2 separate regions of the Homo sapiens genome follow, and region 2 is linked to region 1. Evidence: chromatin contacts called from ENCODE Hi-C or POLR2A ChIA-PET data. All regions are on one chromosome and are shown on one strand. The core of a region is the stretch at or near the end of the contact, and the rest is flanking DNA. Distances in the headings are between cores, read along the strand shown. Region 1 holds the start of RPS17 (ribosomal protein S17). Region 2 holds the start of EFL1 (elongation factor like GTPase 1).

Evidence for each region. Hi-C counts contacts between places; a loop is a spot of excess contacts on that map. ChIA-PET counts read pairs that join two places held with the same protein, here RNA polymerase II (POLR2A). Pooled maps may share reads with other maps.
Region 2: a map of ascending aorta shows a loop between it and region 1 (3-fold over the local background). The contact joins the promoter of EFL1 here to the promoter of RPS17 in region 1. A Hi-C loop is called at or near these places in 2 of 168 maps with a recorded cell type or tissue (ascending aorta and naive thymus-derived CD4-positive, alpha-beta T cell), 7 of 37 single-sample maps with no recorded cell type and 17 of 50 pooled maps. POLR2A ChIA-PET finds 5 or more read pairs at or near these places in 6 of 52 experiments (A549, B cell, H1 and 3 more).

Annotation. Positions count from the first base shown.
Region 1 is chr15:82,537,091-82,541,706 of GRCh38, forward strand. RPS17 (ribosomal protein S17) reads right to left here and starts at 3,367. Exons shown (of 5, transcript NM_001021.6): 1 at 3,336-3,367; 2 at 2,891-3,042; 3 at 1,790-1,895; 4 at 1,216-1,281. The coding sequence starts at 3,338. RefSeq lists silencers at 3,374-3,493, 3,504-3,603 and an enhancer at 3,723-4,224.
Region 2 is chr15:82,259,014-82,263,983 of GRCh38, forward strand. EFL1 (elongation factor like GTPase 1) reads right to left here and starts at 3,721. Exons shown (of 20, transcript NM_024580.6): 1 at 3,601-3,721; 2 at 2,675-2,784; 3 at 75-142. The coding sequence starts at 2,765. It overlaps SAXO2 (stabilizer of axonemal microtubules 2), which reads left to right and starts at 3,805. Exons shown (of 4, transcript NM_001348699.2): 1 at 3,805-3,919. The coding sequence starts at 3,867. RefSeq lists a silencer at 1,651-1,837 and enhancers at 3,846-3,935, 3,956-4,025.

The DNA.
Region 1 (4,616 bases), core at 2,117-4,616:
ATTTACAACTCTATGACTTTTACCCAATGTACCATGCCATTTGTATCTGTTTTCACAACCCCTTCCTATCAATCACTCTAAAACACCGTTTCTCAATCTTGGCAACGTAGACATCCTGGGCTGGACATTCTTTGTTATAGGCAGCTGTACTGTGTATTGCAGAAAGTTTAGCAACATCCTTGGCCTCTACCCCTTAGAAGTTAGCAGGTATCCCCTGGCTATGAGAACGAAAAATGTGTCTGGACATTGCCAAATGTCCTCTAAAGCAAAACTCTGTCCCTTTGAGAATACACAGTGCCACTTGCTTTCCAGGACCAGCCCTGGGTAAGAGCTATTACTAATCTAATCAACATTTGTGAAGGGCCCAAGTACACAAGGCATCAAGCAGAAGGGAGGGAGGCAAGAGCAGACCCTGCCCTCAAACAAGTTCAGGCTGGTAGGCAGGGCAAGAAGCCAAGGGCCCAACTTATACCTGGAACTCCATGTCCTATTTGGTCCTCAGAAACCCATTTTAGTTTCAACAAAAATGCTGCATTCAGCGCAGTGGTTATTTCAGGAAGAAAAGACCCACAGCGGGGCTGTAGCTGTACTGGTGATGTTTTTCTGAAGCTGGGAAAGTACATGTGAGTTCATTTTGCTACTACCTTTTTGAGTGTCTTAAACATTTAATGACCATAAAAATAGGAAAAATGAAGTTGTTCAAAATCACCAACCGCCCATGAAGCCCATGCTTTCACCCAAGTATGCAAAAGGACTAAGATAAGCCATAGAAAAAACATCAAAGTGCAATGAAGATACTCGTGAACTACCTAAGTAGTGCCTTGTATGTACCTGGAAATGGACCAAAGCTCATTTCTGAGTGGTTAGCATGGAGACACCAAAGGAATGCCTTCACAGAAGAAAAGCAGGCAGATTCAGCCAGGGCTGACACAAAGGGGGCAACGTAAGCCAGCTATAAAACCAAGAACAGAAGCAGCCAAGAGAGAAAAGGTGTCCTGGAAGCCACTAGATTTGGGAATCATGATCTTGTGGCGAACTAACTCAATGCACACAACTTCCGCTACACCCCTTATGAAAGCAGTCCAGTTTAGTGGCTACAAGTTTAGATGGGATTCCCAACTCTGCCACTTACTAGCTGGGTGACCTTGGATAATAAGACCTACTGATGGTTTTTGACCAGGAAAATACCACTTTAGGAATCCAGCAAACACTTACCAAAAGCTTCAGCATTTCCTTAGTGTCAGGATCTACTTCAATAATCTCCTGATCCAAGGCTGAGACCTACAAGGAAACGAGGTAGGGTCAAAATACCAATCAATGAGATTATCACTCACCTCTCCTCCTCCTCTCCCCAGGTTCTTAAATATGGGGAAGAGGAGCTGCACAAGGATAGCATTCCTCTCACAAGGTGAGCAGTCTCTTACAGTATTACAGACCCCGATGACCTGTTCTTCTGGCCTTACCTTCCCATGCCCTCATTCAGTATTCAGAACACTTGAAGTCTGTGTTTACACCAAAGAATACTATATTAGGGGCAAACAATCGAGCCACGACAGCAGTCATCAAATCAACATTAAGGGCTCTCATGAAATATGGAATAGACTTAACTGGTTCCAGAAGAGCAGAATGGAGGCTAAGAAACTGGTAGGGGGCCTATGGGCACCCACAGCTGGTTATGGAATGTATGGATTAAAGGTCTCAGATTCAGCTGAGGTCCCTTTGGAAGCCAAGAACCCATAGCTTTATCATTTGAGGATTAGCCAGAAGCCCAAATATCCAGAAAGTTTACCTCAGGAACATAATTGTCTCTCCTTTCTCTCTCCTCCTCCTGCAGCTTGATGGAGATACCTCTTACTGGGCCTCTCTGAATTCGCTTCATCAGATGCGTGACATAACTACAAAGCACACACAGCCAAAGAGAACAGTGAGAAGACAAATCAACTCCCACCTGGTACTGAGCACATGTGCATATATAAATACCCGCTTTAGTTCTTTTCCACAGTGAGAAGGAAGAGGACTCACTATCCTGGGACCTCCTACACATAGAACCTCCACTGGCCTGAGCATTCCTTCCCCTTGGTTTCTCACTCTCTATTCAAACTCTCCTTCATGATGATCAAGCGCCCCACCCCCAACTCGCCCCGCCCCGCCCCGCAGTTTCACGACCCTTCACAGCCTTCATTTTCTTCCAATTTCAAATTCACATAACTTGGCAATTAATACGTTGACTTTGGCACTATTCTTCCAGGCCATATGCCTATAAATCTCTCGAACAGTAACTGCAACTGTGAAGTAAGCATTAGAAGTTGACATCCAGCCGGGCGAGGTGGCTCACGCCTGTAATCCCAGCAATTTGGGAGGCCGAGGCGGGCGGATCGCTTGAGGTCAGGTGTTCGAGACCAGCCTGGTCAACATTGTGAAACCCTGTTGTCTACTAAAAATACAAAAATTAGCCGAGTGTGGTAGCACGTGCCTCTAATCCCAGCTACTGGGAAGGCTGAGGCATGACAATCGCTTGAACCCGGGAGACGGAGGTTGCAGTGAGCCGAGATGGCGCCACTGCACTCTAGCCTGGGCGCCAGGGCAAGATTCCGTCTCAAAAAAAAAAGAAAAAAAAGAAAGAAAAAAGTTGACAACTAAAAGCAACGTAGCTTCAAAGCAAGAGGTCTGACGGTGGCTACCTTCGACCCAGGGTCACCGCGGCCAGTCATGACACAGGCCTAAGTTCACAACAGAAATCCTGCACACGCAGAGCTCTAGCCCTTCTCCGGGACACCAGGGAGTCTCAGGCTAACGAAACCACCAAGGCACCGTCTCTTCCCGAGTCGGAGGGCGGCAGAGCACACAAACAGATCGCGGAGCCCCGGAGGCCGAGGAAGGCCCGACTCACCCTGCTATCTTGTTGCGGAGCTTTTTGCTGGGGATAATGGCGATCTCCTCGCACACGCGCTTGTTCGTGTGGAAGTCGTTGCCCAGGCGCGTGTAGTACTTTTCTATGATGACCCGGGCCGCCTTCTTCACGGTTTTGGTGCGAACGCGGCCCTGCGGGTGGAGAGGACAGGATCACTCACGAGCCAGCGCAACCTTCTGGGAAGAGTGCGGCGCCGAGCCCCGGCCGGTGTGGTTGGGGACCGCCGGCTGCGCTGAGCCGGAGAGGGCCCGGCTAAACAGTGCCGGGCGCCGGGCTTAATGCGGAAGCCGCCGGCCCGTTGCGCTCCAGCCTGACAGGGCTCTGCGCCTTCCCGGCCCAGGGCCTCTCTGTGGGCTGAGGACCGCGGGAAGCTGCAGATGGGGGACGATTGTGGAGGATGGCGGCCTCGAGCCAAAACACCTACCATGTTGGCGGGTCCTTGGTAAAAGAGGAAACAGGAAGCACAGGCGAAGCCTGTTAAAGCTTAGGCCAGAAAGCCGCTTCCGCCCGGCCACGGTCGCTCTGAGCCTACTCGGGAGCCACACAGCGCCCCCTGGCGGAGTGGAGCGGGGGCGGCGGTGGCGCGCCCCTCCGGTGGGCAGGGTGTCTGTCCCGCCCCCGACGGCTCCTCCCTTTCCGCTCCCCGCTCCCCTCGGTTGACTTGGGCTCGCTTCTCTCCCCCATCTGATTTTTAATGGGACCGCCCGTGCGATGTGCTCTAGCGTAGCGTCCATCTCTTCCACACACGCCAGGGAGAGGAGAAGCATCCGGTCCTCGGGAGGACCGAGAAAAGAAGGCGATCCAGGGCCGTGGAACAATGAGGAAGTGGGGGATGGCGGCCGCCCAGGTCCCCCACTCAGTCCGCGGGCCGGAGACTTGTCAGGTAGAGACAGGGTGCGACTGGGCGAGACGTATCTCATTTCTTCCGGGCCTTTGCTCAAATGTCGCCTTATCAGAGGGCTTTCCCTTCAAACTTAGGTAAAATAACTCCCTCACTATCCCTGCTTATATTTCCTAGCACTTGCCGTGTGATTCGGCTTATTTTTCTCAACTAGGGGTGAGCTCCATGACAGTAATGGTCATTTTGTTTAGCTAATTCCCAGTGCTTGAACAGCGCCTAGCACGTAACAACCTCTAACATTGACGTGAAGGGCCCAGCTCACCAGCAGAGCTCCCAACACCTCAGGTACCTTCTCCATCCACTATCTTCAGGCTGTTCCTGCCGCACCCATCCTCAAACCAGGGCCTTCCGAAGCCACCAGCGCAGGCTGCCCCGATGGGCCGCAGCCTAGGTAGGGCCCTGCCCCCTTCTTCCAACTCTGCTCCCTGGGCTGACAGCAATCCTAGGCTCCCACCTGACAGGGGAAGGCTGAGCTGGCCAGGCTGGATGAGTTAAGCCCAGGGCTGTGCCTCATTCCTCAACGCACCTTGGGTACTCCAGTCGGACTCTCAACTGATTGGGGATGGAAACCTGAAGGACAGGAAACCCTGGCAGCAAAAAGTACCAATGGGACAAAAGAAAAGGCCAGAATCTCAGAACTGCGGGAGCAAACTTCCAGTCAAGCTGCTGTCAGGCCCGAAGTGAAAGATCAGGGTTTTTGTTTTTGTTTTTGTTTTTGAGACGGAGTCTTGCTGTCGCCCAGGCTGGAGTGCAGTGGCGCGATCTCGGCTCACTGCAACCTCTGCCTCCCAAGTTCAAGCGATT
Region 2 (4,970 bases), core at 2,471-4,970, 280 kb before region 1:
CACAGAAAATGGTTCATCACATTGTTGATAGCTAATACTGAAATGCAACAAGTATTTATAAAATAATAACATACCTTGCCTGCTAGGCGGCTGGAGATGATTCCATTGCTAGATATAAGACAGTCAGCCAGAGTAGTTTTTCCTGTTAAAATAGCAACATCAATTCAAATCTATATCTTTTTTAAAAGGGGTCATGGATCATACCTATAGATTTAAAATCTGGTCATAAGAATTGGTTTAGTAAAGATTTTCTATTTACCTATGCTAGGTGACAAAAGAGATTTATTAGACTTTTGAACAGAATATCATCTGGAAGGACACAGAGGCTAGCACTCTATAATGCTGTAATCTTATCTCCAACCCTGTGGATCTACTCAACCTCATCTGAAAAGTTGTCAAGTAACTTTAGAGAACATACTCTTTTGCCATATTTCCCCATGCATGGCCTCAGCTGGAATTTGCTAAACTGTCTTAAGAAAATACTTACTTATCAAAGAAATTCAGGAACATTATCCATATCTCTTACTGTTTGTAATATAGCATGTGGAGGGCATAAACATACTGTAACAACCAATGAAACCTAGTATCCAAATCTAAACCTAGGAATCTACTTTAAAGCAAAAGAATCTTCGAATATATTTATAGTTACTTTTATTAAGCAGACTACATACAACTAAAGTCTATGAGATTTTATGTGATATAAACAGGTGATTCTGTGTAAAGAATGTCAGGGGTATGCATAATTACTACAACTGGGTTGGAGTAAGCAAAGGAGGGTTTTTTTCCTTCAAGACAAGTCTTTATTGCACTTTAGGAACTTCAGCAAAGCTATGGAATCTCTGTATTGTTCAAACCAGAGACCAATGAGTAGGAGAACTGAAGATATTTAACACTGCTATCTGTCTGCAATGTAAATATGTATTAGCATATAATCCTAGAGCATCACTTTCCTGCTACCCAGTAAAGCTGAATTTATTCTAAGTACACCAAGTATATACCTCCCTAGAAAATAATTATCAAGCAAGCAGGAACTTTGCTTTATTCACAGCAGTATCCCTAGGACCAGAACAACGCTTGTCATATAGAAGACCTTCAGAAAATACTTGTTGAATGGATGAATCCCAGGTTTTTTAGGATAGTAGCAGCTTAACATAATTTTAAACAATACATTTAAAGTAATTTGTTACACCCCACTAACTTTCCACTTGAATAAATTCATAAAGAAAAAAAAAACCCTTTTATCAGCCTTCACATTCTCAAAATGTGAGCAGTAAAATTATAAAAACTCATGGAGGCAGGGGTTACTCACTGGATTTGTACTAAAACTCATTCACAGCTGGCTTCACTTGTAAGTGATCCACTATCTGTCTTTCTGTCAGTTTCCATACTCACATTACTTCAGCTCTTCTATCAATGACAACAGCCACCTAATCTCTGACTTTGGATCCATCCTAAGCATGTCTACCAATCTAATCTTTCTCATGTTTTATTTGATTACATCATTCCTGCTCCATGTTTTCCCCCAAAGGCTCCCTACTGCCTAATAGTAGACATTAATGATCGTTTTCATGGTGAAGCGTTTACCTTCCCTCTCATTATTATCACATTTAATCCTATAGCCTATAAAGCAGGTATAGTTTTCATCCTGTTTTACAGATGCTGTATATTGAAGCTCAAAAAGGCAAGGTATGTAACTTGAAAATGGAGATCTGAACTTAGGTTGTCTAACTCCAGAGCTGGAGCACTCAACTCTTATCCCAGTTCCTAGCTGGCATGAGCAGCTCTATGAGATATGACTCAGCCTGCTTCTTCACCTCGCCAACTGGTCCTTCATCTTCAGGATGGTAAATATGTTTTATTTCATATGCCCATCCCAATCACTTTGCTGTGGTTACCTAAACTACCAAGAGGTTTGAAATCAAGAGGAGGCTTAGCATGAAGGAGCGCTATGGAGTTACAGCAGTATCTGTCAGAAGAACATACCATGGGTTAGCTATCTCTGCCTTTCCCATATACTGGGCTTTGACCACATATATTTCCCTCTCCCCTTGATGACACATTCCCACCTGTAATGATTATCTCCATTTGTCATCTTGAGCCCCCTTCAAGTGTCATCTCTAATACTAATTATGTTGTGAGGTCTTTTCCTAACCCCTCACTTCCTAATCCTCTAGTTCTCCCAACCTTAGAGTCTACTTTTTTCTCTTGTTTGTCTCATTTTGCTCTGCTCCCCGTTAAAACCTCCCCTGGGCTAGTGCCCTACTCATAAATCTCCACCTTCAGACATACTAAGCAAAATATCTTGAACTTAACAGACGTTTGATAAATATCTGATGAATTAAATAGGATCACATACCACAGACTCTAAGGACATTATGTCAAGACTACAGACATTTTATATGTAAAGCCATTTCAAAAACAAAAAATTCAAGTTCTGCTTTAAAAAACAACATGACATAATATATAGAAGAATGCTACTCACTAGGTAACCGTGTTCATTTCAAATGCTTTATAGCAAAGCAGGCTTCCCTAACATCACACAAAACTTTTAAAGAAAGAAGACTTGCTTCTTAGCAAACATCACTCTCAGCTGTCCACAGCTTCACTCCACTGAGACATACAGAGACACATCTCCCTTATTTATCAAAATAAGCCATTTAAAAAGTATTCTTACCATGGTCAACATGAGCCAAAACACAAATATTCCTGATGTTGGCAGTGTTTTTCTGGAGTTGAATCATCTTATCCAAACTGTTGAGCACCATGATTACTTATTTCCTGTGACTAAAAATTAAATATGTATTACAAATGGCCCAGAGGCTAAAGGTCGGGGCAAAAGAAAAAAATAATAATAAACGCTGGGAGGTGGCAAGCTTCTCAAACCCCTTAAACCAAGAACCCAGTGAATGTTTATTGATGAGATAGACCACCAAGGCCTAAGTCCAGTTCGAGCACTAAAGTCAGTATCCTACCACGATTACACTTAAGGAGTTTGCTCATCCTTCCGGATCCAAAGGCTGCGATGAATCACGCAGCTCGAGGGGACTGGGTGCACAGTGACACCAGTAACCCTGCCGGTGGAGGAGTACTCCAGTAAACATCTCCAGGCCAATGACCACGTACAGGAAGGGTTGCATCCAGGAGGGAGAGAAAATGCTGAAGAAGATGCTCCCTTTCTCTCTTCAGTCTTCCCCCAAGTCCCTCATTCTGACATTCTCGCTCGTCCTCGCGCGAGGTCAAATACCCAGCTTTATTCCTGCCCATGGAGCCCGAACAAAGTTTTGGGTCACGTGCTTATTATCCAAGCAGGTGCACTGCCGGTCTTTCATTCCTTTCTAAATAAAAAGGAAAAACCTCTACACTACATGCCCTTCATTTCTGCAGGGTCCCAGATTCGTTCTCTTTGAGGATCCTGGGTCCACACAGACAGGCGACCGCCCCGGCCCCAGACGGGAAGCGGCACTCCGGGGACCGAAGCTCCCAGCCCGCGCTCGGCCCCAGCCCCTGTTCCCGCCTCAGAGCCGCAGCGAGCGGGTTCCTCCGGCACCGCCCAAAGGCTGGCCTAGGAGGTTCCAGCCCCCAGCGCCAGCCCACACTCACCGGCTGCAGCAGCCCCACCAGCCCCGCTCCTTCTCTCGGGTCGCACCCACACCGAGAGCTTCCGAAAGTCCGAGAGCTCTGCGGGTCCGACACGCCCGCGCGCCAGGGGGCGGGGCCGGCTGTCGCTCGACCTTTCACCCGCACGTCTCTGACGCCGCCGGAAGCCGGCGCCGAGTCTGTCACCGGGCATCCCTCTGTTGCCTTGACTACGGCGGGCGCTGTGGGAGTGGAGAAGCTGCAAGTGCTGAGGCGCGGTGGAGGAAAGCATGGGAGCCAAGAGTATGAGGAGCTGGTGTCTGTGTCAGATTTGTAGCTGCGGGTAAGAAACGGCTGGTGTAGCGGCGGGCCCGGGCTTGGGAGCCGACCTAGGGCCTAGGTGCACGGAGCCGGCTCCTCGGGAACCCTGAGAGTGGCCGTCCCCCGGAGATGAAGGGACGAGGGCGCAGCGACATCCCCACTTATCCCGCTCCGCGAATACTCGCTCCTCACCCGCCTGCTACCCGGGGGTAAAACGTTTGTTCGTAGCCCCTGAGACTCCCAATCAAGGATGCAAAGTAAAATGCCACCCGGGCCAGGTAAGTAATATATGTGAAGCCGCGACGGGATATAACGCTGGTGAGTAGTGGGATGTGATCCGACTGGGAGAGTGCATTTCCACCCCATAATCCCCCACCACGAAGATGAGAAAGAACAGTGCTCAAGGCCCTGAGTCTGCAACCCATATCACATTTTCTTTCATCTGTAGCTTTCTGTCCTCCCAGCCAGACCATATTCCCATTCCCGTCCAGGCAGCAGTTCTTTGGGATCCGCCTGACTGAAAAGTCAGTAAGTAGTCCCTACCCTGAAATCTAGAATCCAACTGTGAGTCCTGCCTAACAACCTTCCATCACCTGTAAACACAGTCCTCTCCTTCCTCAGCTTCACTATTGACCCAGGGATTAGATCATTATTTGCTAAGTAAATATGAACGTTGTCAATCCCTGGTGTATTTGTAATCCCATTCAAAGAAAACACCTACATGTTGATGGAAAGCAGTTTTTTTAATAGTCTCATAATAAACACAGTTCATAATTATATATAGATTAAAATATCAACAAATTAACTTTGGGTGTATGAATCCTCAGACTGGTGTGCAGGAGAAAATTTTTACTTTTCTCCTAATTTATATTCAACGCAAGTTCCTTTCTCATTCAACTGTAAGGAAATTCAGTCTTCATTATGTTGAGGGCCACCATTGGAATGGCGTGATTTTACTTCTTGTTTGTTTGTTTTGGGCTGTGGTTGTTAGTTTTGTCTTTTTAAGGGTTTATTTTTATTTTTTGACAATGCAATAAATACACAAGAAGTATCATAAAAATCTAAGCAAAAAT